Linked DNA regions of Homo sapiens: all the other regions are linked to region 1. Evidence: chromatin contacts called from ENCODE Hi-C or POLR2A ChIA-PET data. All regions are on one chromosome and are shown on one strand. Each heading gives the region's core, a stretch centred on a gene start or an enhancer-like site at or near the end of the contact. The rest is flanking DNA. Distances are from core to core; before and after follow the strand shown. Region 1 holds the start of SP3 (Sp3 transcription factor). Region 2 holds the start of MAP3K20 (mitogen-activated protein kinase kinase kinase 20). Region 3 overlaps MAP3K20 (mitogen-activated protein kinase kinase kinase 20). Region 4 holds the start of WIPF1 (WAS/WASL interacting protein family member 1). Region 5 has its middle 47 kb from the start of CDCA7. Region 6 holds the start of GPR155-DT (GPR155 divergent transcript).

Evidence for each region. Hi-C counts contacts between places; a loop is a spot of excess contacts on that map. ChIA-PET counts read pairs that join two places held with the same protein, here RNA polymerase II (POLR2A). Pooled maps may share reads with other maps.
Region 2: a loop to region 1 is called in a map of ascending aorta, with 2.4 times the contacts of the local background. The contact joins the promoter of MAP3K20 here to the promoter of SP3 in region 1. A Hi-C loop is called at or near these places in 1 of 168 maps with a recorded cell type or tissue (ascending aorta), 1 of 37 single-sample maps with no recorded cell type and 8 of 50 pooled maps.
Region 3: a loop to region 1 is called in a map of sigmoid colon, with 3 times the contacts of the local background. The contact joins the enhancer-like site here to the promoter of SP3 in region 1. A Hi-C loop is called at or near these places in 1 of 168 maps with a recorded cell type or tissue (sigmoid colon) and 3 of 50 pooled maps. POLR2A ChIA-PET finds 5 or more read pairs at or near these places in 2 of 52 experiments (H1 and activated T-cell).
Region 4: a map of OCI-LY7 shows a loop between it and region 1 (6-fold over the local background). The contact joins the promoter of WIPF1 here to the promoter of SP3 in region 1. A Hi-C loop is called at or near these places in 9 of 168 maps with a recorded cell type or tissue (B cell, CD4-positive, alpha-beta memory T cell, CD8-positive, alpha-beta T cell and 4 more), 18 of 37 single-sample maps with no recorded cell type and 17 of 50 pooled maps. POLR2A ChIA-PET finds 5 or more read pairs at or near these places in 5 of 52 experiments (activated B cell, activated CD4-positive, alpha-beta T cell and activated T-cell).
Region 5: a map of IMR-90 shows a loop between it and region 1 (13-fold over the local background). The contact joins the enhancer-like site here to the promoter of SP3 in region 1. A Hi-C loop is called at or near these places in 4 of 168 maps with a recorded cell type or tissue (IMR-90, PC-9, chondrocyte and 1 more) and 13 of 50 pooled maps. POLR2A ChIA-PET finds 5 or more read pairs at or near these places in 3 of 52 experiments (A549, WTC11 and activated CD4-positive, alpha-beta T cell).
Region 6: a map of gastrocnemius medialis shows a loop between it and region 1 (7-fold over the local background). The contact joins the promoter of GPR155-DT here to the promoter of SP3 in region 1. A Hi-C loop is called at or near these places in 6 of 168 maps with a recorded cell type or tissue (CD4-positive, alpha-beta memory T cell, CD8-positive, alpha-beta T cell, gastrocnemius medialis and 2 more), 11 of 37 single-sample maps with no recorded cell type and 22 of 50 pooled maps. POLR2A ChIA-PET finds 5 or more read pairs at or near these places in 2 of 52 experiments (H1 and activated CD8-positive, alpha-beta T cell).

Annotation. Positions count from the first base shown.
Region 1 is chr2:173,963,744-173,967,513 of GRCh38, reverse strand. It overlaps SP3 (Sp3 transcription factor), which reads left to right and starts at 2,141. Exons shown (of 7, transcript NM_003111.5): 1 at 2,141-2,349; 2 at 2,961-3,109; 3 at 3,631-3,753. The coding sequence starts at 2,343. RefSeq lists silencers at 1,894-1,963, 2,464-2,743, 3,074-3,563, 3,694-3,770 and enhancers at 2,804-3,626, 3,627-3,770.
Region 2 is chr2:173,074,274-173,078,043 of GRCh38, reverse strand. MAP3K20 (mitogen-activated protein kinase kinase kinase 20) reads right to left here and starts at 2,198. Exons shown (of 20, transcript NM_016653.3): 1 at 2,042-2,198. RefSeq lists silencers at 1,634-2,373, 2,454-2,503.
Region 3 is chr2:173,208,700-173,212,469 of GRCh38, reverse strand. MAP3K20 (mitogen-activated protein kinase kinase kinase 20) reads right to left here. Exons shown (of 20, transcript NM_016653.3): 10 at 2,635-2,741. MAP3K20-AS1 (MAP3K20 antisense RNA 1) reads left to right here. Exons shown (of 8, transcript NR_033882.1): 6 at 2,525-2,823. Among named protein-coding and RNA genes, the nearest start is that of MAP3K20-AS1, 71 kb to the left of the region's middle. Within about 2 kb of position 1,814, at least 10 of the 41 ENCODE cell types and tissues checked have a DNase peak (open chromatin) inside an H3K27ac peak, as active enhancers do.
Region 4 is chr2:174,595,995-174,599,764 of GRCh38, reverse strand. It overlaps WIPF1 (WAS/WASL interacting protein family member 1), which reads left to right and starts at 1,961. Exons shown (of 8, transcript NM_001375834.1): 1 at 1,961-2,164. RefSeq lists an enhancer at 1,759-1,938.
Region 5 is chr2:173,400,367-173,404,136 of GRCh38, reverse strand. No RefSeq gene overlaps it. Among named protein-coding and RNA genes, the nearest start is that of CDCA7, 47 kb to the right of the region's middle. RefSeq lists a silencer at 1,472-1,641. Within about 2 kb of position 1,581, at least 2 of the 41 ENCODE cell types and tissues checked have a DNase peak (open chromatin) inside an H3K27ac peak, as active enhancers do.
Region 6 is chr2:174,485,222-174,488,991 of GRCh38, reverse strand. GPR155-DT (GPR155 divergent transcript) reads right to left here and starts at 1,604. Exons shown (of 3, transcript NR_183819.1): 1 at 1,576-1,604; 2 at 78-957. It overlaps GPR155 (G protein-coupled receptor 155), which reads left to right and starts at 1,963. Exons shown (of 16, transcript NM_152529.7): 1 at 1,963-2,119. RefSeq lists silencers at 1,823-2,002, 2,266-2,448 and an enhancer at 2,343-2,412.

The DNA.
Region 1 (3,770 bases), core at 892-3,391:
AAGTGCTGGGATTACAGGTGTGAGCCACCACGCTCAGCTAGGCTATTTTTTTCTTTTTCAGAAGTGTTTTTTTTGCTTGTCAAAATGGTCTGCGGACGTGCCGTCCCCACCCCCCAAAAAAGAAAGAAAAAAGACAATTCATGTCTCATATCATTTGCCAATTGGTATCAATGAAGAAACGAATTTAACTCCTGTGGCCAAGTACTTTGCTCTCAAGGTGGCTGGACTAACACTTTGCAAAAAGGGTATGGCGATAGCGTAGAACATATCCCCACTCCTGAAAAAAAAAACAAAACAAAACTGAAAATGCCTGAAATATCCTTTCTAGGGAAAGAGCTACCTTCCACCCAAGAGATCCGGGTAGGAACAGAGTGATAATAGTGACTTCCCTTCCTCCCTCCCAGTCCACTTATTTTCACCTGTCCCGCTCTTCAAGGCACCCATCTCTTTTTCCATTTTCCCCACCCCAAATCAGGTTATTTTGTGACTTTTATTTCCTTAAAAGTTTTTGTTGTAAAATAGTACATAGGTTATACGACTCAACTTTGAAAGTGACTTTTCCACTTAAATATGAGACTACAAGGACTATTAGAAGAGATGAACCCTATTCTTGGACTCAGAATTTTGAGTCTCGTTTCCGCATGTTTGTGGTTTTTAGGTTAATTCCCTGGAAATTTGATCTTTGTACAATTAAGAGCAAAGTAACCATACAATGTTTCTGATCCTGTCAGCATAGGCGGTTAAGTGCTTTGGAACTGGGATGTAAACTCAGTATCTCACAAATGGATTACCTATTAAGTTAGGACACACAAAATCTGGTTAAAGTGCTTGGACTTCACAACCTCATCCACCAGCACATCACATATCACACAAAATATAATAATCACAGTAATGGGAAAACTGAATCTTGAGCCAGATTTCTAAAAAACAGGTATTGTGGACAGTGTTTCCACCTCTTGAATTTAACTTCTTTCTTGGCAACTATACTTGAAGGTAACAGGGAGAGATGTCTCTTAGTTGGCAAAACACACACTTAAAACCTGAGCATTTTCCCCCAGGATGACAGCAAGATACCAAGGATGCCAAAGAAGGAAGGAGTGTTAACCTAATCCAGTAAGAGAAACAAGATTTTAAAATACAACAAAAATGTTCCAATGGGGGAAAAAAGGTAGTTCACCGGTTCACGACTTTAAAAAACGTTGGCAGTGGTTGATGGGCTTATTTCAGGAGATATCTGACTTGGTACCAAGAGGATAAAGAGGCCGGGAATAATACGTTTGTGCAGCAAAATGGTTATGTGACCGATTTTTTAAAACACAGAATTCTGCCCCACTGAATACATACACATACCACAAGTAAAATGAAATATACTTTTAAGTGCCCGTTTTGGTGCCACTGGCCAAAATTAAAACTCTCCTTCCGTATGTGAGGTGACTTGAGATTTCTTTTTTGCTTTAAATGCCTGCCTTCAGGGTACGTGAAAGTGGGAGACCGGTTGGAAAACTGGGGCTAAGGGGGCTGGGAGCGAGATGGCTGTGACTGAATCAGGAAGCTGGATGTGAGAGAGAAAAATCCTCCTCCAGCCTCGGAGGGGGTGTCTCCCCTAATACCAGCTCCCTCCCCCCGGGCTCGTGGGGCGGGTCTGGTTTGCTCAGTAGCGGCAGCGGCCGCAGCAGCAGCCCCGGGGCTGAGCAGCGGTGGCCTCCTGGCAGCGCAGGGAAGCGGCGGCTCCAAGAGCGCGAGGCCCTGGGGAGATCCGGCCAAGACTGCTGCCGGGATGGAGGAAGCGTCCAGTGGAGCAGGAGTCACCGGGGACGAATTTCCTCCCCAGCTCAGCTCCCCTACAGCTTGGCTAGGCCTGCTCCGAGCGCCTGCAAGGTGGAGGAGGCCTGCGCCTCGGGCCTGGCAGCGGCAGCCGGCGAGGGAGGCGGGCACAGCGGGGTAACCGGCGAGCCGTAGCCGCTCTCGAAAACCTACGCTGCCACGGCCGCTCATTGTCTCTCCCCTTCCACCCGGGGGCAAACAGGAAGCGCGCCGCCTGGCAGACCGACGGACAGGCGCCTGGACCAATGAGCACAGCCGACAAAGAGCACGGCGGCGAATGAGAGCCAAGAAGAGGGGCGGGAGTTCCGGGCGGGCTGTCACCCTCTTCCCCCCTTTTGGGCTGGAGGCTCCACCTTTTGTGTTTCCCGCACAGTCAATCAAAATAGGAAAAAAAAATCCCCGGACCGCTCCGGCCGTGTCCGCCGCCGCTTCCCGCATCCTCTCCCGCCGCCGCCGCCTTCGCTCCTCACCATGTGTAAGGCGGCGGGGAGCCCCGCCTGAGGTGCCCTAAACACACTATGACCGGTACGTAAAGCCGAGAGAGCAACCCTTGCTGCTGCCGCCGCCGCCGCTGCCGCCGACCACAGCCAGCCCGGGGCCGCTGCCGCCGGTCTCGGCCCCGTGTGTGCGACCGAGTGTCTGTGAGAGGCAGAAAGCTGCACTCCCCTGCGCCTCCCTCCCCTCCCCGCCAGCCACCGTCCACCCCCGAAGCCCCAGCAACGCCGTCTCCCCGCCAGGCCCCGGGGCGGGCGGCCCGGTCCGCCGGGAGCGCATCCCCCTGTGTGCGGGCGCGGGCGGGCGTGTGTGAGTGACTGACGGTGCGAGAGGAGCGAGCGCGAGTGAGAGCGAGCGGCGCGAAGGGAAAGGGGAGGAGAGGAGAGGGGGCAGGGGCAGCGCGGGGAGGAGGAGGAGGAGGGAAAGAGGAGGAGGAGGAGGGTTACAGGCAGCGGCGGGCGGGGGCAGCAGCAGGAGGGGAGGAGGGAGCCGCCGCCGCCGCCGCCGCCGGGGGGCGGGTGGGGGAGGGGAAGGGGCCTGGGTCCGGGCTTTGGGAGTAATTTCGCTTCGGCCCGCGGGCCCCCTCCCTCTCCGCCACCCGCCTTCCTCCCCACCCCCACCCCCCCGCGCTGTGCCTGCAGCTCCCGAAAAGCCCGTGAAACAAGAGGAAATGGCTGCCTTGGACGTGGATAGCGGCGGCGGCGGTGGCGGCGGCGGCGGCCACGGCGAGTATCTGCAGCAGCAGCAACAGCACGGAAACGGTGCGGTGGCGGCGGCAGCGGCGGCCCAGGTGAGGAGCGGCTGAACCCCGGCCCGGCTCCCCCCTCGCGCCGCTTTCTCCTCCCCTCGCCTCTCCCCTCCCTCCTCGCCTCACCCCTCCCTCCTCGTCTCTCCCCTCCCCTCCACTCCCCTCCCCCCGCCCCGGGAGCTGCCCGCCCGAGGCGCCAACGCTCCGACCCCGCCCGCGCCGCCCCGCCTCGCCCGCCTGCCGCCTTTTTGTGCGCGTGTGAGTGTGGGCCCCAGCGTGCCCTCCCGGGGGTGGGTTCCGGGCGGAAGGCGGAGGCCCGGCGCGCAGCCCGCCGCCCGCCTGCCCGCGGACCGGGGAGCCGGGGTGCTTGGAGCGGGGGACGCCAGGCGTGGGCTGGCGGCGGGACCAGGAGGAGGAGGAGGAGGAGGAGGAGAGCGCGGGCTGGCGCTTGCCCGGGCGCAGTCGGCGGGGACCGAGTCGTACTTCCTGTGCGAAAGGCGGCCCGACCCTAACCGCCACCCCCTCCCCCTGTCTCCCTCTCTGAACCCGCCCATTGGGGGTAGGACACTCAGCCGTCACCGCTCGCTCTGCTGGCCGCTACCTGCAGCAAGATAGGGCCGCCATCGCCGGGCGACGACGAGGAGGAGGCGGCCGCCGCAGCCGGGGCCCCCGCCGCCGCCGGAGCGGTAAGTCCCGCGCGCGG
Region 2 (3,770 bases), core at 949-3,448, 890 kb after region 1:
TCGATTATTCACTCCACGCCCCCACAAACCTATTTATAATTTTGTAGCCCTATCAAAGTCAGTTTCACTGCTCATTCCAGATAGGCTCTGAGCCAATATATTGCCAATAACACTCACTCTTGTGCTAAGTTAAAATACACAGTGCAACTTGCCAAGTTTCCTTATTTGGCAAGAAGGCCCCTTAGTTCCCAAGATCTTTGACCATCCATTTTTAGATCCAAGTCCGAGTGTTTAATATTTGGATTTTTTTTTCTCTCTTTACTGTGTCCTTATATATTCCCTAAAAGATTAAGAAAAACGGATCAATCATCTATTTGCTTTTTTAGACAACGGAGAAAGTCCTTGCAATTGCATCATGGTCATTTACTCTGGAATTATTATCACTAAATTTTTTTATTTAAACAATATTTTGTAGTTAAAAAACTCCCCAAATAATCTCAAAAAGTTATAGTAGGAATTAAATTGTGATAGATTAAAATAAACAGTGCAGTGGTCCAAAAGACCATTTTTCTTTATCTTAATTCTGTTTTCCCAAACTAAATTCGTATTCATTTACAATCTCCTAAATCTCTCACTATAGTAGCAGGAATTTAAAACAAAGACTCTACAAATGACCATAACCATAATTAAAATGCAGCCATCACTTTTTTTTTTTTTTTTTTTTGGAAAATTGAAAAACAAGTGAAATTTCACTGTGGAGATAGGCCTACTACAAAGAGGACATTAACTAGCCTTGAATCACTTGTTTATTTTTGTCTTTAAACGTGTTTGGAGGTTTGGATCCACTAAATCCTAGCTGTTCATTTCAACGAAGGTCGAGGAAGCAAGAAGGCTCTTCCAAAACAGCTTCGGGGTTAAAGAAGGAGTACAGTTTTCAACAATCTTAAGTCAAACATCCTCAAATTCACTCTGTAAGACGATTCTCACACACCAGTATCGAGAGCTGCTTACTGTACCATACTTGGAATGGGCCCCTAAATTGTGTTGCTTTCATTATTACAGAAACTAACAAAAATAGTAATTAAGTTCCCCATAAACAGTACTTATGCGCGATCTCAAAGCGCATCAGAAACATAACATTTTCAGCGATCTAACAGAGATAACTTTTTAAAAAAATTTTTTAGGCAATCGGATGTCATCTAGCCAGTCCTGAATTAAAGTTTTCTGAAAGCTGTCATGGGCAAGCGAGGCCAGACGAGGCGACGGCCTGGGTAAGCACTTCTGGGCCTGGTGCAGGTCTGGGAGCCCACAAAAAGCCGCTGCCTGAGGGTCGCCAAAGGAGACATCCCCGGCTCCGGTGGGAGGAAAGGGGGAAGCCCGAGAGGGCGGGCGCTTCATGCTGCCCAAGCCCGGGGCAGGAAGGGCGGGGAGCGGTGGCTCTGGATACATTTACGCATGTTTTTAAAACTAATCTTTAGTGTTCATTGTTCCTGCTGGTTATTCGCATGGCCTAATTGTGTGAGGAAAACAGAATGAAGGAAAATGGATGGGAAGCAACACCGCTCGCGGTCGAGTTCTTAGAAAAGCAGAAGTTCGTCGTCCCTCCTCGCACGCACAGCGAGTGCTGGGAAGTGGCCTGCACCCTACCCTGATTTGGGGGCCTCGCGGTTCGCCTCCCGACAGTGCCCCAGTCACCCGCTGCTTGGCCGGCTCTGCTGCTCGCGGAGCCCCTGCCCGTGCCGCACGCCCGGGACCGCGAAAGCCGGGGCCGCTCCGGCCTGCGCCCGCGCCTCCAGGCGCCAACTTCTCCATGGGACCGGCCCGAACTCTCCCGAACCGCACTTGGCGGCGCCGCGGCCAAGGTCCCGCGAGGACTTCCCGGGCGCCGCGAACGCTCGCTCGCTCGCCCGCCCGCTCGCTCCGGCCGCCGCCGCCGGGCGGGCCCTGGGTCGGGGAGGGGAGCCCCGAGGAGCCTCCCGAGGCCGCCTAGACTCCCGGGCTCCGGCGGAGCCTCGGCCCCGAGACGCAGGGACGACTCGCGAGCGCGGCGGGCCTCGCCCCCTCCCTCCCCGCCCTCCGCGGGCTCCAGCCTGACCCCTACCTGGCTCCCGGGCGGGGCGTGAGCAGCAGCCGGGGGCGCGGAGGCCCCGCGCGCGACGAGGGCGGCGGGGGTTGGGACGACAGCGGCCCGCGCGGCTCCCACGTTTCCGCTGCAGTTAGGAGTTGAACATTCCGCCTCTCTGCACGGCGCCAATGAGGAAGACAGTCACGGCAACAGCACCACCTACCTCCCGGCGCGAAACGGCTGGGCCGCCCTCCCCTCACACGCGCGGGCGAGCGGGGCGTGGGGAAGGCGCTCGGGCCTCCCTGGCCTGCGCCCGGGGGGCACCATCCGCCCCGCGCCCCGGCACCCGCCGAGGCCCCCAGACACACCTGCCTTGCTGTGGGGGGAGGGCCGTGGGGGTGTTCCCCCTCGCCCCCAGCACCTTAACTCATCTTTTTGACAAATTAACACCACCTGCTACTCCTTCAACTCAGTCTTCAACAAACAGGCGCTGGGGACGCAAAGAAATAGAGGCTGTTTTGTGCCCCGCAAGAGTTAATTCTCTAGTTGGGAAAGGCACAAACGTAGAGATTTCTGGGAACATAGGTCTGAAGGCTGCCTCTCTAGAAAGATCAGTAGGTACCTCTGGAATTTTGAGGAGGGGCCGTGGTCTGCTGCTCTAGTTGCTAATTTTAACAGAGCAGAATTCAGAAGAGGAGCCAGAGTCCGTTACAGGCCTAAGCCAAAGGTGGAGGTGGGCGTTGGGAAGAAAAGAAATTTCTGATTGGGGAGGATGGTTCTGTGAAGGAAAAGTGAGAGGAGGTTGCAAGGGCATGGGCAACATTATTCAGGATTTTGAATTTGAATTTTATTATCCATGGACACTGGGAGCTGTGAAAAATTAGAATCAAAGGGGTGAAATGGGGGTTTGTGATTCTGTTTAAATGGTAATTTTGAGAGAGTAGTCCACAGTAGTTGTAGGTTGGGTTGCTAGGATGGAACCAGGATGAGTAGTAGATATTGTCACCACCCGGTTGTGGGATCATGAGGACCTGAGTTAGGATGTAGGAAATGGAATTAAAAAGAAGAAATGGGCTGGGCATGGTACCTGTAATCCCAGCACTTTGGGAGGCCAAGCTGAGAGGATTGCTTGAGACCTGGCTGGGTAACACAGTGAGACCTCATCTCCAAAAAAATCAGAAAATTAGCCTGATGTGGTGGCATACATCTATAGTCCCAGCTACTCGGGAGGCTGAGGTGGGAGAATCGCTTGAGCTGGGGAAGTCGAGGCTAAAGTGAACCACAGTCGCGCCACTGCACTCCAGCCTGGATGAAAGTGAGACTCTGTCTCAAAAAAAAAAAAAAAAAAAAAAAAAAAAAAAAAAGAAGAAATGGAATTGAGAGAAATATTAAACGTTTCAGCAAGAGGCCACAGAAATTGGTAACCCACAAGATTTAGAAGAGAAGAAGAAGAGAGATGATGCCAAGATCTCAGACCTGGATGACTGGAAGAATGATGGTGTCATTGACAAAAATAGGAATACGTGAAAGGGAAGCTGGCTTCATGTTGAGTTTGAGGTCATAGGAGTAAAAACAGGTAGAGATGCAGCAACTGAAATATGAAACTGAAATTCAGGAAAGAGGTCAAGAGTGAAATAGAAAATTTGTAAGTCATTCAATAGGTTAAAGATATGAAAGTTGAGGGATGAATGAGTAGAGGTTAAAAAACAATTTATTAGTCTGATTAATTTGCCCTTTGATAAGGACTGGAGATTTTAGCATTAAT
Region 3 (3,770 bases), core at 565-3,064, 750 kb after region 1:
CTAATCCCTTCGGTAATAGATCAAATAGCATTTTCTCCAAAATCCTTTTACTATGTCCTTGGACTAGATCAGATTTCATGGCCATATGCTCTCAGACATCTAGTATATTTCTCTGTCATAATACTTGTCAAAATAGAAATGCGATAGTTTTGAATATATTTAATAGTTTAACATTGGACACTCGGGCTGGAGAGCTCCACATGCCCTGGGACTCTTGTGCTCATCGCTACAGCCCAGTACCCGAATGGCAACAGTCGTTCTCACACCAGCAGAAGTTCAATGAATGGATAATGAATGAATGAACATAAGAAGTACTTTTGTCATGGCAAACATACATATTTATATTCTCTTGTATAATATCACAATCTCTTTTTATATTATTACCACCATGGTAATTTTCTCTCTTGCTTCCCCAAATATTTACGGAGCAAATGCTGTGTTCAAGGCACATTTTGATGCTGTGAGTGATGAACAAACGTGATTGTCTGCCTCTCTTATATTTCAGCCCGTGAGACACACATTAAACAACTAACTGCCGAATTACTTCTTTTTTTTTGAGACGGAGTCTTGCTGTGTCGCCCAGGCTGGAGTGCAGTGGCGCGATCTCAGCTCACTGCAACCTCTGCCTCCCGGGTTCACGCCATTCTCCTGCCTCAGCCTCCCAAGTAGCTGGGACTACAGGCACCCGCCACCATGCCTGGCTAATTTTTTGTATTTTTAGTAGAGATGGGGTTTCACCGTGTTAGCCAGTATGGTCTCGATCTCCTGACGTTGATCCACCTGACTTGGCCTCCCAAAGTGCTGGGATTACAGGCGTGAGCCACTGTGCCTGGCCCGAATTACTTCTTAATTCCAATAGCAGCAAAGCCTATGAAGGAGATGCTCTCAGAGCACATAAAGTGGAACCTGATCTGGCCTGGGGTCAGGAAGTGTTTCCCTGCAGACGTGTTATTCAACTGCCATGTGAATGATGAACAGGAGTTAAGGTGGGGTGTGACGGCAGGCGTGGTACACAGCTGAAATGGGATAAGCTTCAAAGAGAGGAAACTGCTTGTAAAGATCCTGAAAAGGGGAGAAATACGCATCTGTTGAGGGACTGAAAGCCAGAAATTAAGGGGAGAATGATCTTCTTAAGCTGACACTGGTGAGGCCACAGTAATGAGGGTCTGGTGAGTCTTCTTAAGTATTCTGGTCCTTTTCATTTCTTGAGAATGATTCTTGCTCTGTCACCAGGCTGGGCTTGAACTCCTGGGCTCAAGTAATCCACCAGCCTTGGCCTCCTGAAGTGCTGGGATTACAGGCATGAGCCACTGTGCCAAGTATTCTGGTCTTTGTCTTAAGAGTAATGGGAACTCATATATGGATTTTAAAGGAGAATGATCTGATGACATGTATACTGATCTCTTACTGCAAAAAACAAATATTACTTAAATGTTCTGTTTTGTTAATTATCTCAGCCCAGAAAAAAGTCCCTTATACCTAGACTTGAGCTCACTGTATAATTTTTGTATCCCTAAATAAAAATTCATTTACCTCACTAGCCCTAGATAAGATATTTCAAAGGAATAAAAATAAATAAGGTTATTGTAAAACAACAAACAGAAAGCCCAAAGAAGTATCTAGTAACAGGAGTAAACAACGCAGTAATTTTCAAAGTGCATGCAGTATTCATTTGGCATCAGCAGATGGCGTAAGGCGTCATGTTACTGCCCACGGCTATCGGGAGCAGAGATGAAGTTACCTAAATCTCCGCTGAGTCAGGGGGGGAATAATGTCAGCTTCCAAACATGCTATTTATAGTCATGCATCATGTGACCTGGCTCAAATGTTTCATCCTGGGTTTACTCTTCCACTCATGCAATACAATTTTCTCATTACTAAATTTATTTAACAAGCTTTAATAGGATTTATGATATCAAGTTTTCTTTTAAGAGTATTTTTGATGTCTCCCTATCCCCCTTCACTAGCAGACACAGTGCTCAGCGAATTTCAAGGTAAACAGTATTCTTGTTTCTTACACAACAGAGGACAAAGCTTCCTAACAAAGTAAACACAGAGAAATGTCTGGTAACCATCTTTTGTCTCAGAAGACAGGATTTCAATTTTTTTTTTTTTGAGATGGAGTTTTTCACTCTTGTTGCTCAGGCTGGAGTGCAATGGCATGATCTCGGCTCACTGCAACCTCTGCCTCCAGGTTCAAGTGATTCTCCTGCCTCAGCCTCCTGAGTAGCTGGGATTACAGGCATGTGCCACCACACCTGGCTAATTTTTTGTATTTTTAGTAGAGACAGGGTTTCTCCATGTTGGTCAAGGTGGTCTCAAACTCCTGACCTCAGGTGATCTGCCTGCCTTGGCCTCCCAAAGAGCTGGGATTACAGGCGTGAGCCACCGCGACCGGCCTCAATATTCTTTTCAAATACTTACACAAGGCAACAAGCTTGGAGAAACACTATTTCTTGCTTATGAAATGCAGGACTTATAAGAGTTCCAAAATCATAAAAAAAACCTTTTCTTTTTCCCTAAGCTATGGTCAGAAATCAGGACTGTCATTCAGATCTCTGGTTCACTTCTTCATTGAGACGAGTGATGGTCTTTGAAAGCCAGACGCTGTGGCCTGCTGTCGGGGCTACCCACCTCCACTCCGCCTTGTTGTGTAGGAATGAGTTACACTTGTCAGGAAGGCTCGTGTCATTTGACATGGACTCCAGGATTGAAATGATTTGCTTGAATGATGGCCGTTTCTGAAGAAGAGAAAATAAGTAATCATTCGCTGGGACTTAAGAAAGGAGATATTTAAGAGAAAACGTAGATACTACAAGCATAGTAATAAACTCAACCCACCATAACAAAATAAAACATGATACAATGTCCTGATGTAGTTATTTTACAATCATCAGATCACTCAGGTTTAGGGAGCTCTATTCTTTATTTTCGGTGAACTATTCACAAGGAGAGATTCAGATGCTGTTTTCTATCGTGTGGCCTAAGGTTGGGATAATTCATGTTTTTTGTCCAGGAAGGGAGAAAACTAATTCTCTCTTTTAAGAACTCCTAAAAGGAAACAGTGAAGTCCTTTAAAAATCTCCGTGATAAAGCCAGTAAAAAGTTAACAGTAGACTGTGTGTGGTGGGATGTTAGTGTTCACTGTAAAATTCTTTCCACTTTTATGTTTGAACATTTTTATGATAAAGCGTTGGGGGGAAATCTACCTATCAATCTATTGGAACTAATAAAATTTTCCAAATTGGTTTGTCAGAAAAAAAAATTCAGGTACTATGCTGATTATCTGGGTGAGGAAATAATCTGTACTCCAAACCTCCATGACACACAATCTACCTATATAACAAACGTGGCCATGTGCCCCTGAACCTAAAAGTAAAGTAAAAACAAGAAAAAACCCCAATTTTAAAGCCATCATAACTTCACTGTTCTCAATATTTATTTTCTGTTATAATTAGCTTTAGTGCTAAGACACTGTAAGGTACTGTTCACTAGAAATGAGCAGTGGTTAAGTGTGTTTCTTGAGCTGGCAGTAACTATTCTAGTCTATCTCTTTAGACTCTAGCCAAGGTTGAGACAAAAGGTTAAAACAAAAAGAGAAAGATAATAAAAAGGATGATGCACATTCTCTCTTCATCATGCCTCGTAATTACGCCATTACTGAACAAATTATAGTTGCAGCAATTAAAACATGCATTTTAATTTAAGAGCACAAAAACAAGAAGAAACAATGTTGAGGTGGCTTGCTCTCAGGATTTAAGTGCTTCCTA
Region 4 (3,770 bases), core at 712-3,211, 630 kb before region 1:
CTTAGAGAACTTCAAAATAATTCTGAAAATACGTAGAGAAATTGTCATATCGCCCATGTTCTCTTTTTAGACCCAACTATAATTAGACTTCCCCAAAGATTCACTCAGGCATTTACTTAATAGTTGATCAAGTTTTCTGTTTTCCTGAGGGTTTGTATCGCGGGAAGTGGCTGATAGCTGTAGGCCTCCACCTCTGTCCAGCCCCATGCCTGCAGGTATTTATTTGTGACCTAAGTCACGGGTGGACACCAGGCCAGAGTTAGACAAGAGGCGGTCCCTGCCTTCAAGGGGCTCCAGGCAAAGCAGAGGACTCTCAGTCACTTATTCTTGGGTACTCCACTCCAGGAACTGTGCCCATGGCCTGGCATCATGAATCTGCTCATGCAATTAGACTCCTATCTCAGGGAATTTTGAGTTTAAAAGATCCTTAGACATCATCTGTCCCAGTACTCCCCAGTAGGAGCACTTCTGGTATTTTGGGTGGGACTGTCATAAGCACCATAGGAAATTTCCCATTCCTGGCCCCACCCACTGAATGCTACAGGCCCCTGCCCCCACCATTCCCACTCACTGCTCACCACCCCCAACAGCTACCTGAGTTGAAAATTACTCATCTAGCCCAGTTCCATCACTTTACAGGTAAGGCAATGTTAGACAACATACGTTCTTTTCATGCCTCTGGCCTCTGATCCTAGCAGAATCAGGACCCAACATTCAGATTTTACAATGAAGCTAGTTTCTGAAATATGCCTCTCTTTTAAATTCTTTGACTGTTACTGTTTTCTCAGAGTTATATACTATGTGTTGCATATGTAAGTCTGAACCTTTAAGATGGGTTAAGAAAAAATTATGAGCATTTTCAGATCGTTCTATACATAACTCAAGGTTTTGATAAAATGTTTTCTACATGTATTCCATTGCCATCCACCTCTTGAGTTCTTTAATAATGAGAAATCTGACTTTCTTCCTTCCACCCTCTTTATCTCTATGCTTTTGTCAAGCATCTTCTAGGAGAGTTACTGTTATCCCATTAAGTGTGGGGGACAGAAACATTTGGCATAGAAAGCTATGGATCTGCAGCTGACTTAAGCTGTATATTATTACCCTGACTTGGGCACCAAAATCACGTTTCAAAACTCATTTGCTGCCAAGTATGGTAGCTCAAGCCTGTAATCCCAGCAATCTGGGAAGCTAAGATGGAAGGATCACTTTGAAGCTAGGAGTGCAAGACCAGGCTGGGCAACAAAGCAAGATCCCATCTCTACCAAATATAAAAATAAAATAAATTAGCCAGGTGCAGTGGCATATGCCTGTAGTCTCAGCTACTCAGGAGGCTGAGGCTGGAGGATTGCTCGAACCCAGGAGGTCAGGGCCACAGGGAGCTATGATTACGCCACTGCACTCCAGCCTAAGTGACAGCAAGACTGTCTCTCTAAAAAAAAAGAAATAAATAAAACAAAACCAAAAAAAGAACCTCATTTGCCTTCATACACCTGACCTGCTCTCTTTACCTGCATTTGTAACTTTCTCCCCACACACTTGAATGCCCTGTAAATGAGAAGAAGCCCTTAGCCTAATGAAGCGATAAGGTAAGGTAGGTAAGAGCTTTTCTTTCTTGAGTGACTCTTTTCCCTATTACTCAATGGAATAGTCAGTATTTACAGTGATACTTTCAAATATAATTTTCCTAAAGGAATCTCAAGTTCCATGAACAGTTATTTTTGTGGGAATATCTAGAATAAAGTTGGACTCTTCACTGAGTGGAGGTGCTCATCTCCTCTTGTCACTGTACCAAATAGCTGTGTATTACACCTTGTGGGGAGGAGAAACATTTAATTTTTTTTAATTTAGGTTTTTTTTCTTGCTTGCTTCTTAAGCAAAACCAATCTAGTTTCTTTTTCTGCAGCAAAGGAGGAAGGAACAACAAACAACAAATTAATCAGACAGGAAGCGAATAACCACAGAAGGACGTCTGCCTCTGACTCAGTATGTCACATTTAACAAGAGGCCAGAGCTTGTCCAAAATGGCTGTCCAAAAACGACCCCACACTTGCGTTAGAAGATGATACCTTTTTCAGGGACAGTTTTCTCTCTTGGCTCCTGTCCCGCTGGCCCTCTGTCTGCCTGTGTCCCTGACCATGGCTCCCTGCAGTACCCTTTAACGGTAAGAAAAATTATATTCAAACTAAGTTTATTTCATTTATCAGCTACAGGGAAGAACTAAATGGCTTTTAATGGACCATAGTATGTCAAGATAAAGTTGTTTAATTTTTCTGTAGAGCACCATGTGAGCTATTCCTGTTGCCCAGAATGCTAGTTTCACCACTATGGTGATTGTGAATGATTCATAACTTATGCTTTGAGCCAAAATGTAAGCAAGATTTTCAATAGAATTTTTTTGACCACTGGACAAGTTTGGATCCACAGGAATTTATTTTCCCATTTAAATTGGGGGCTTATGTCGGTAAATATATCCTTTTGGTGTATGATACAGTTGTCCACACAACTGCCTTTGAATCTTTGGTGTGGCCAGCAACAATAAGTGCTTTAAAGTACAAGGAGCCATTGGAAGCTTCAAACGAAAATACCATGGAACTAAGCTGTTGCAGTTCTGTTGCTGCCAATGTGCTATTTAAGTTCAAAACTCAAACTAAACCATTTCTAAGCAGAGTCTTTTATAATACGATTTGTCTTTTAGAATAAGTCTATTCCTGTTATAACAGTGTGTGCACAATTACTATCGCAAATCAAATTCTACAGCATTAGTTATAACTTTATGTTTAATATGATTAATGTTTTGGCATAAAATATTGTGATTTTTAAAATTTCAAGCCATCTACTCAGAGGCTTATAGAGCAGAACTAAGGAAACTTTTTACATTAAAAAACTTTTTTCTAGAATATGTAGGAAGAAACAATTTGACTTATGTTCCTTTCTCCCCGTGAAGAAATATAAAATAAAGCTTTAAAAAACTCAGAAGGCACATATAACTTTAGTCACTAAGTACAAGTTTTTTGTTTTTTTTGTTTTTGTATTTTTAGTAGAGACAGGGTTTCATCATGTTGGTCAGGCTGGTCTCAAACTCCTGACCTCAAGTGATCTGCCCGCCTCGGCCTCCCAAAGTGCTGGGATTACAGGCATACAAGTTATTTTAAATAATTTAATGGCATAACTAGTATATGTAGTAGAGAATGGAGAGGTGGTAAATGAAAAGGCTACTGAAAGATTCTAACTAAGCAAAGTAAGACAGCTTGGTAGAGAGAAAGATGAAAGACTGGGGAAAGAATAGGACAGGACAGTGAGAAAGGAAGATGAGAAACTGGGAAAAGGTTTTGAGGTTGATCTGTGTGGAAATCATACTCTTACAATTCACTTGGACTACAGTGCTATGTGTTAACTTTATCAAGCTTTGTTCTTCTGTACTGGAATATCATCATGTCAAAACTCTTCCTTTTATCAGTCTAAGGTCATTAAATGACTTACCTGAAAGTCATTTTTCACTAAGTCAGGTTTTCTATTGCTCTTTGAAAAGTTTATTCATGGGCTATTTGCTCATAGCGCTTCAGCTACTCTAATATCTAACCTTTTAAGGGTTACACATACTCTGGGTGGACTGAAATATTCAGAGAACTCCCTGTGGTGAAAATTAGTTCCTGGGATCGAGCAGCAACTTCAGATCTGATCAAATTCTAAATCTGGCCTGTAGGCTGGAAGTTCCCCAGCCTACCTAAAATATGAGATGAAGTGATACTGAATTCCTGGACCCTTTA
Region 5 (3,770 bases), core at 332-2,831, 560 kb after region 1:
CATTTCTGTCTCCAGGAGCACAAATTTTAGGTATATTCGGACATCCATCCTTCCCCTTTCAGCCAGGAGCCATGCAGATGTGTAGGAATGGAGGAGTCATCATTTTACAGAAGAGGAAACTGAGGTTCAGAGAGGCTACGTGATGTCAAAAATCATAGCTGCAGGCCTGGCGCAGTGGCTCACGCCTGTAATCCAAGCACTTTGGGAGGCTGAGGGGGGCGGATCACCTGAGGTCAGGAGTTCGAGACCAGCCTGGCCAACATGGTGAAACCCCATCTCTACTAAAAATACAAAAATTAGCCAGGTGTGGTGGTGGGTTCTTATAATGCCAGCTACTCAGGAGGCTGAGGCAGGAGAATCGCTTGAGCCTGGGAAGCGGACGTTGCAGTGAGCCGAGATTGCACTACTGCACTCTAGCCTGGGCAACAAGAGCGAAATACCATCTTAAAAAAAGAATCATAGCAGACGTTAGGATCAGAACCGATCTACAGGAATGCAGAAGTTTCTTCACCCCTAGAACTTTGCTCTTTTATGCATACTCAGTATTTCTCAAGGTATGCTCCACAAGACACAAGTGCCTAGAACATAGGTGCTTTGTGGAAAGGAAAAGACAAAATGTCATGGTCGTCATGGTCAGATAAGTTTTGGAAGTGCTGGATCAGACAAATTTAAGTGGGCTTTTTCATTTGTTTGTTTGGACTGTAGAACTTATAGGACTTGTAACAAGATTTCTTTCCACAAAAGTTGGGGGAGTGGGGAATGCACAGATAGTGCCTACAGGCTTTCTCAGACTCTGACATCAGAACACTTTTTACCGCATGAAATAAATACCTGGGAGCCCCTTAGGGTCCAGCAACCTTTCACACAACGTAGCTTAGAAAATGCTGTGCCGAGCCCCTCTTTCTCAGCTATTTCATGGGCTGGAATGGCATTTGTCCACATTTTGTGGGGCTTCCTTGTCTCTCTGCAGATGCTTCTGAGCCAAGTCCAGAAGACGTGGGAAGTGGGGTCTCTTGGCACTGATGTAGCTACAGCACGAAGGTATTGTGTTTCTCCTTCCTAGGCACCCAAAGTGAGAGCAGCAGGGCGCAGCAGTGCCCAGAGCTGACTGATGGCATCAGGAAATCTAGCTCATCCCAACCACAGGCAGTTTTTAAAATTGGGGTTGTGGCTCCCCCTGCTAAAGGTATCCTCACAGGATGTCATATCAGAGCTCAGCCCCCGAGTGAGAAACAGTTATGCCTAGGGGTATGGAAGGGAAAAAGAGGAGGAAACGGGGGCTTTAATTTCCATCCCTGACTTTTTCCCGGCTGCCTTTGTAAGACTTTGGTCACCTGCTCCTAAAATGCCTCTTCAGCTGTGTTTCTACAGAGGTGTTAACTGCTTTCCTCACCGGGGACTGTGCAAAGGGAGACCTCTGTTTCTGGTTCAGCGACATTACCCACGGACCTTGTTACCAACCTTGGCGACCAGAGAACGCTGATCTCCAAAGGTCTAGACCCGGTGAAACAGCGTTCGGTGGCCACTGACCGGTTTCCAGAGTCAGAGCTCCCCCTGCTGGAATCCAAAGCACGTCGTAACCCTGTCTGGACGTATTTTATTCCACAAGACCGTGCAGCCCTGATTGAGTGAACTTTCCACCAGCCACTTTATCCTCATACACAGGCATTTTCCGAGGAGGACTTGAGCCGACATCAGTGTTTGGCCATTCGCGGTTCTCGCTTCCCCTTGGTTATTTCCCCTTCGCTGAAATATATTCTAGTTTTCCCAGCCCAGATCTAATTGGACTCCTCCGGGCTGGGAATTTAGGTTTGGGAGATTTCCCAAATTAAACCATGAAGTTTATCACTAATATAATTACATTTCTCAAATACCAGACCTTTTGCATTGCTCATCTAGATGGGGGAAAGGAAGAAAGGAAAAAGTGAGGAAGGGAGGGAGAGAGGGAGGGAGGGAGGGAGGGAAGGAAGAAAGGAGGGAAGGAGGGAAGGAGGAACAGTGAGTCCTGCTTTTCTATCATGGGATAATAACATGTCTAAAAAAAGTGTTTCCCTTAATTGGGACCCAGGGGACGGAGAGTAGAAAAATACCTCCAGAAAGTCCCCCTTCGGAGTGGGGTCTAGAGCACAGATGTTGGGAATCAGGTTTCACTCTGCTCCAACAGCTCAGCCTTTCCATGCCATAAGGACCCTGCGCTGTCTGCCGAGGAAAACAACGAACAGTAAACCTTTGCTCATTTCTAGCTTCATCTTCAGAGACCGGATTCTCCAGAATTCCTGTGGCTGAGTAATTCCATGTCCCTTGATTTGGGGAATTCCTCCTAGGTAAAGCTTTAACAGACACCATTCTATTTGAAATCGCAAGTACTGTGCATCTTTTCATTTGCTAAAGGAGAAGAAGAAGGGAAAGAAGGAAGGAGTAGAACCCAGTCAGTGTGAAATGTGTATCTCTCCTGTGGGACAGCGGCAAGGTTTTCTGCTGGTTTTCTAGATCAAACGAGGACTCCTTATGAACTACTGGCACAGAATTTCGAGGCTCTTTATGACTTAGAATTAGGGAGCATGTTGGCTGTGTTTTCCTCCTCCAAAGGTGGAATGTGTGGCCATTTTGGGGCACCTTGAAAATAAAAAATGGAAAGATACCAAATGCAAAAGCCTAAATAAAGGCATACCTCCTTCAACTCAGTAAATAATTATTCAGATTTACAAAAATGAATAAATAAGGGAGCAAATCTTCATTTTACAGAAGTATGCATACACCATGAGATTCCTTTACATTCCAAGTTCCCCTGATGCATAAAACATATGACTAGATTTACAAAAACTTGATTTACACAATTTTTTAGGAAAACAACTTTGCAGAAAGATTAGGTATGATTAGATGCTAGAAGAGCTCTTCTCTCAAGGGAAAACAAATGAGCTTAGCTAACGGGAGATGGTGGAGTTAATAACCAAAAAATTCTTCATGCCATTTGAAAGAGTTGATTTCAATATTGTGAAGTTCTTAAAGATTTCTTAGGCAACTCCAAATGACTGCTTACAGGCATGGGAACAGAACTCCTGGAAGGGACTGCAGCAGGAAATGGGCAGTGTTCAACCCTTTCTGAACTCAAGGGTTCCAGAAGAGAGCCCGTGAGGCCAAATGTGTCAGCTAGGAAATGATAGGGTCTGCCCCCTGTAGGGCAAAGGGAACCTGTACGTTGTCCTTGAAGGACTGACATATTCCTCTCTCCTTCTAAACGCCAGTCCTTCCACTTCTATGAGGATAAATACTGGAGAAAGGAGAGAAGAGGAGGGGAGGGGAAGGAGAAAGGGAGGAGAGGGAAACCTGTGTGGCACTGAGGGCGTTTGGCTGAAGCTAAAAGAAGAAACCTAATTCTAAGTGAATACATTTGTTCCAGAGAGGTCTAAGAAGACTCTCGGAGCCTTGCAGCCTGGAGCTGGATTTTCCTCTGAAGCCCTGCCATGCAAAGGGCAAACAAATGACCATGTAGATGATGCAAATGAGGGTTTCTCATGTATTTCTCCCTGAATGATCGAAGACGCTTCACTTTAAAATTCATACTCAGAATAATTAGCCATTCTAACCTTTAAAAAAAAAAGAGTTCACATGCATACTCTTTTCTAATAAATAAATACTGCCCTGCACCATTTTGAAATGTCTAGGAATTTCCGTCATATTGTGGTCTAATCTCTGATTTGCTTTTAGCCTTCTGATCTGCAGGAGAATCGGAGCTATGCGAATCCACATCCAGGTTCCTTTCTCACCCT
Region 6 (3,770 bases), core at 355-2,854, 520 kb before region 1:
GTTACATGTTTTACTGTGGCCAAAGGATAAGGTTCAAACTAACCCAAGGAACCTCCTACAGGTTGACCGTAACTTACCTCTGCAGGCCTATCTTCCAGTATTCCCCTGATAGTCAATGCTCAATAAGTATTTATTTAATTGAATTAATCTTCATACTTCCTAAACAAAAATCCTTTTAGCCTTGAGATAATTTAGATCTTCAATTTTTTTTTTAAGTAGTCAGGTTCAAGGGAAACAAAGAAGGCAGTTAAAAGTGAGGAAGACAGAGAACAAAGGAGAAGCAAAGAGAACTGGAGCAGGATCCATGCCTTTTATAGCTTTAATTTCTGCTCATTTTTCCTGCTAAGTTTCAGATCCTTTAACCTACCCTTAGCTTACTGTAATTTTTCTTAATAAGCCACACAATTTTGTATCTTTGCACTAAGATGGCCGAGATGATAGGAAGACACGGAAATTGCCATACAGAAATGTTTAAGATGCAAAGCAAGATAAAAGGTTGTAAACAAATGCTTGTAGATATCTTAAGTGGAAACATATATAAATATTTTAAAATTTGAAATAATTTTTATTTCAAAAGGCTAACTCAATTGCAGGATTTCTTCAGGTTTCAAAGTGGAGCACCATATTTGGGATACTATATATAGGTTTGTTGTCTGATGCCCATGGCAAGTTAATACACTGGGACACCAGGTTGCAGAAGAGAAAGAGGTTTAATCATAGGGCCACCAAACACAGATAGGAGGAAACCTCAAATTCGTCTCCAGGAGGACTTTGAGTCTCAGGTTCTTAAGGGTTTTAGAGTGGTCCCAAGTGTGGAGATCATTAATTGGCTGAAGAGTACAGGGCGAAGTCATGGGACAGCGAGATGAAGAAGCTGTATTCTCATGCTGATTCCCTTCTTCTGTGGCAGGGGTCTTCAAGCTGGCTGGCATCAGCTGTTTCGCTGGAATTTGGCGTCTGAAAAACATTTTAAGCAATTCTTAAAAAGCCTTACGACTCTTAACATCAGAAAGCCTATCTATAGGGACAACGGGATACAAATGTACTATCTAGCTCTACCCGACTTTCGGGTTACAAGGAAGTGGGTCAAAGTGTAGCCTGATTAATGCTTAATTATATTTTTGTCCAGAATTCTTATAAACCCTGTGAGGATAGTTTCAATACCTTTATTTCAAGAAGCTTTGGAAGTTTTCCATCAATGTAACCAGTTTCAGTATACTGAGTGGACATGCATGTAGTTCCCCACCCCCACCCCACCCCCGTACCGCAATAGAATAGAAGCAGTCATGGACGGGGCCCAGATTCTAAAACAAGCTCAGGGCTAAGGGTTTACATTTTAATCTCTTATGTAGGAACGTCAAGGTCACACTGCCTTGGTGAAGGTGGAAGGCAGGATTTTGACCCAGGTCTGATTCTAAGCCCTTGCTTTAAAACTCTATGCTATAAAAAGTCCTGGGCTAACCGGGAGCGAAACTGGCAGATCACACGAGGTTGAGGTTAAGCGGAAAGACAAGTCTGCTCTGCGTCTGTACTTGGGAAGAGGAAAAAAAACTGGACATCCCCCACGGCGGCTACCATTTTGTGGGAGCAGGGAAGCCGGAAGTCCCGCCCCGGAGGATCGCGGCTGGGAGGCTCCCAGCCGGCAGGGCGGGGCCGGGTACCCTGGGGCTCCGAGGCTGGAGGAGGGGGCGGGGACTGAAGGCGGGGTTGGGGAACGTGTGGCTCGGAGGCCCGAGGCTGTGGGTGGGGCCTGAGGGCGGGACGGAGACTCTGGGCTCAAGGCTCCTGGAAATGGGCGGGGCTCGAGGGCGGGAAGCGGCCCGTCTTGCTGGAAGTTCGGGGCTGGGGGCGGGGTCTGAAGGCGGGGCTGGGAGGGAGCGGGGCCTGAAGGCGGGGCGGGGGCGGGGCCTCGCGGCCGGCGAGGGGCTGAGCTGACAGGGCCGCATCGGCTTACCCCACCTTACTTTATCGGAACGTGCCTAAGCTGCTGCAGCTGGCACCCGGTTGCGCTCGGCGAAGAGGGCTGGGGGCGGGAGATGACGGTGGTCTTCTCCCTGCTTGGCACCCTGCGAGCACCAGCTCCCTTCTCCTCGCCACTCCAAGGTTGCAGACGAAGCAGGTGAGAGGGGCCCCTGGAGCGCGGACCTGCTGGGTCCTGGTTCTCCCTTGCGGGCACGGGGTACCCCTGCCTCTGCCCCTCAGGCCTGGGCACGTGGGCAGCCGCCGACCCTCTGCGCCCTGGCCCCGCGGCCCGTTGTCTGGACCTGCTGTCTCTGCCCCGCAGCGCCTGCCTGTGGAACGTGTGAGATCACCCGGGAAGGCTCGCGCGGGGGAGGGGGTGTCTCGTCCCCTCCGGAGACAGAACTGCCATCCCTAGTTTGGGAAGCTCCTCACTGCACGGGCGTCCACCCTGTCTTTCTTAGACTCTTCCCTTTATCCCGAGGGTACCCTCAGTATCTGGCCCTTCCGAAGGCTTCTGCCCAGGCACCTGGAGCACTGCGCCAAATTTTCTCCCTTACCCGTTTTTGGGGTATGTTAGTTACCATGACGTTGTGACTCCCGTGCCCTGGGAAGACTAGCGACCACCTTTTTCTTACGCCAGGCAAAGACCCCTGGCTGCCTTTCCACTTCCACAGCTGCCTTCCCAGGGGTTGGCTGGCAGCTGCTCTCCGAGCAGCCTATTCGGTTAGGAACTCTCTGCGCCCCTTATCTTGGAGGGCCACAGTCTGTCCCTGCAGACGAGGCAAGGAGGCAGTGCTCAGCGCTCCCTACCCTGGGTCTCTAGGGAGGACATTTGGCGCCCTGCAAGTAGGTAGGAGTGGGTGAATGGTGCGACTATTAATGTTGAAGAGTGCTCTAATAGTACCACACTGTATTACACTTATCCCACGGGATAAAGGATGTTGGATGTTTGAGAAATAGCCTGAGAGTTTAAAGCTTTCTCTATGAAGTTAGTCAACCCTCGCCTTCCCCCCGCATTTTCACTTAATAGCAGTTATTTACAGTATCAGTGGTTCGTTTATGTGATCTAAGCCAAATGTGATGTGGCTAGAAGCGGTTTGTAAGTACAGTAGCATTTCTTCAGTTCGTGCCTCAGCGAGTGGTCTTTTACTGTGAACGTGTTTGTTCTGTAACAAGCTTTGTTTTTATAGATAAAAAGGCTGGATGTAATTTTTTTTTTAAAACTTCCCTTGCTGTGGTTCCTGTTCATTTTAAAATATGCTTTAGAAAGCATATTATCTTCCCGTTTAAAAAAGATTAGGATGAAATGAAACTTTTAAAGTCATTTTGATTATTTTGACTTTACCTCAGCAGGTATTTCTTTTATAATACTGAGAAACGTTAAAAGAAACCTCATGGGGAGGGGCAGATTGCTTTTTTTTTTTTTTTTTCTTGAGACGGAGTCTTGCTCTGTTGCTCAGGCTGGAGGGCAATGGCAGGATCTCGGCTCACTGCAACCTCTGCCTCCCGGGTGCAAGAGATTCTCCTGCCTCAGCTTCCCGAGTAGCTGGGATTACAGGCATCTGCCACCAAGCCCGGCTAATTTTTGTCTTTTTAGTAGAGACAGGGTTTCACCATGCTGGCCAGGCTGGTCTCCAACTCCCGACCTCAGGTGATCCGCCCGCCTCGACCTCCCAGAGTGCTGGGATTACAGGCGTGAGCCACTGCGCCCGGCCCTTTTTTTTGTTTTGTTTTTTTGTTTTTTAATTTTTCAACGAATTGAAAGTTAATCTTGGACATTGCTACAACTATTTGACCATCACCCTGAG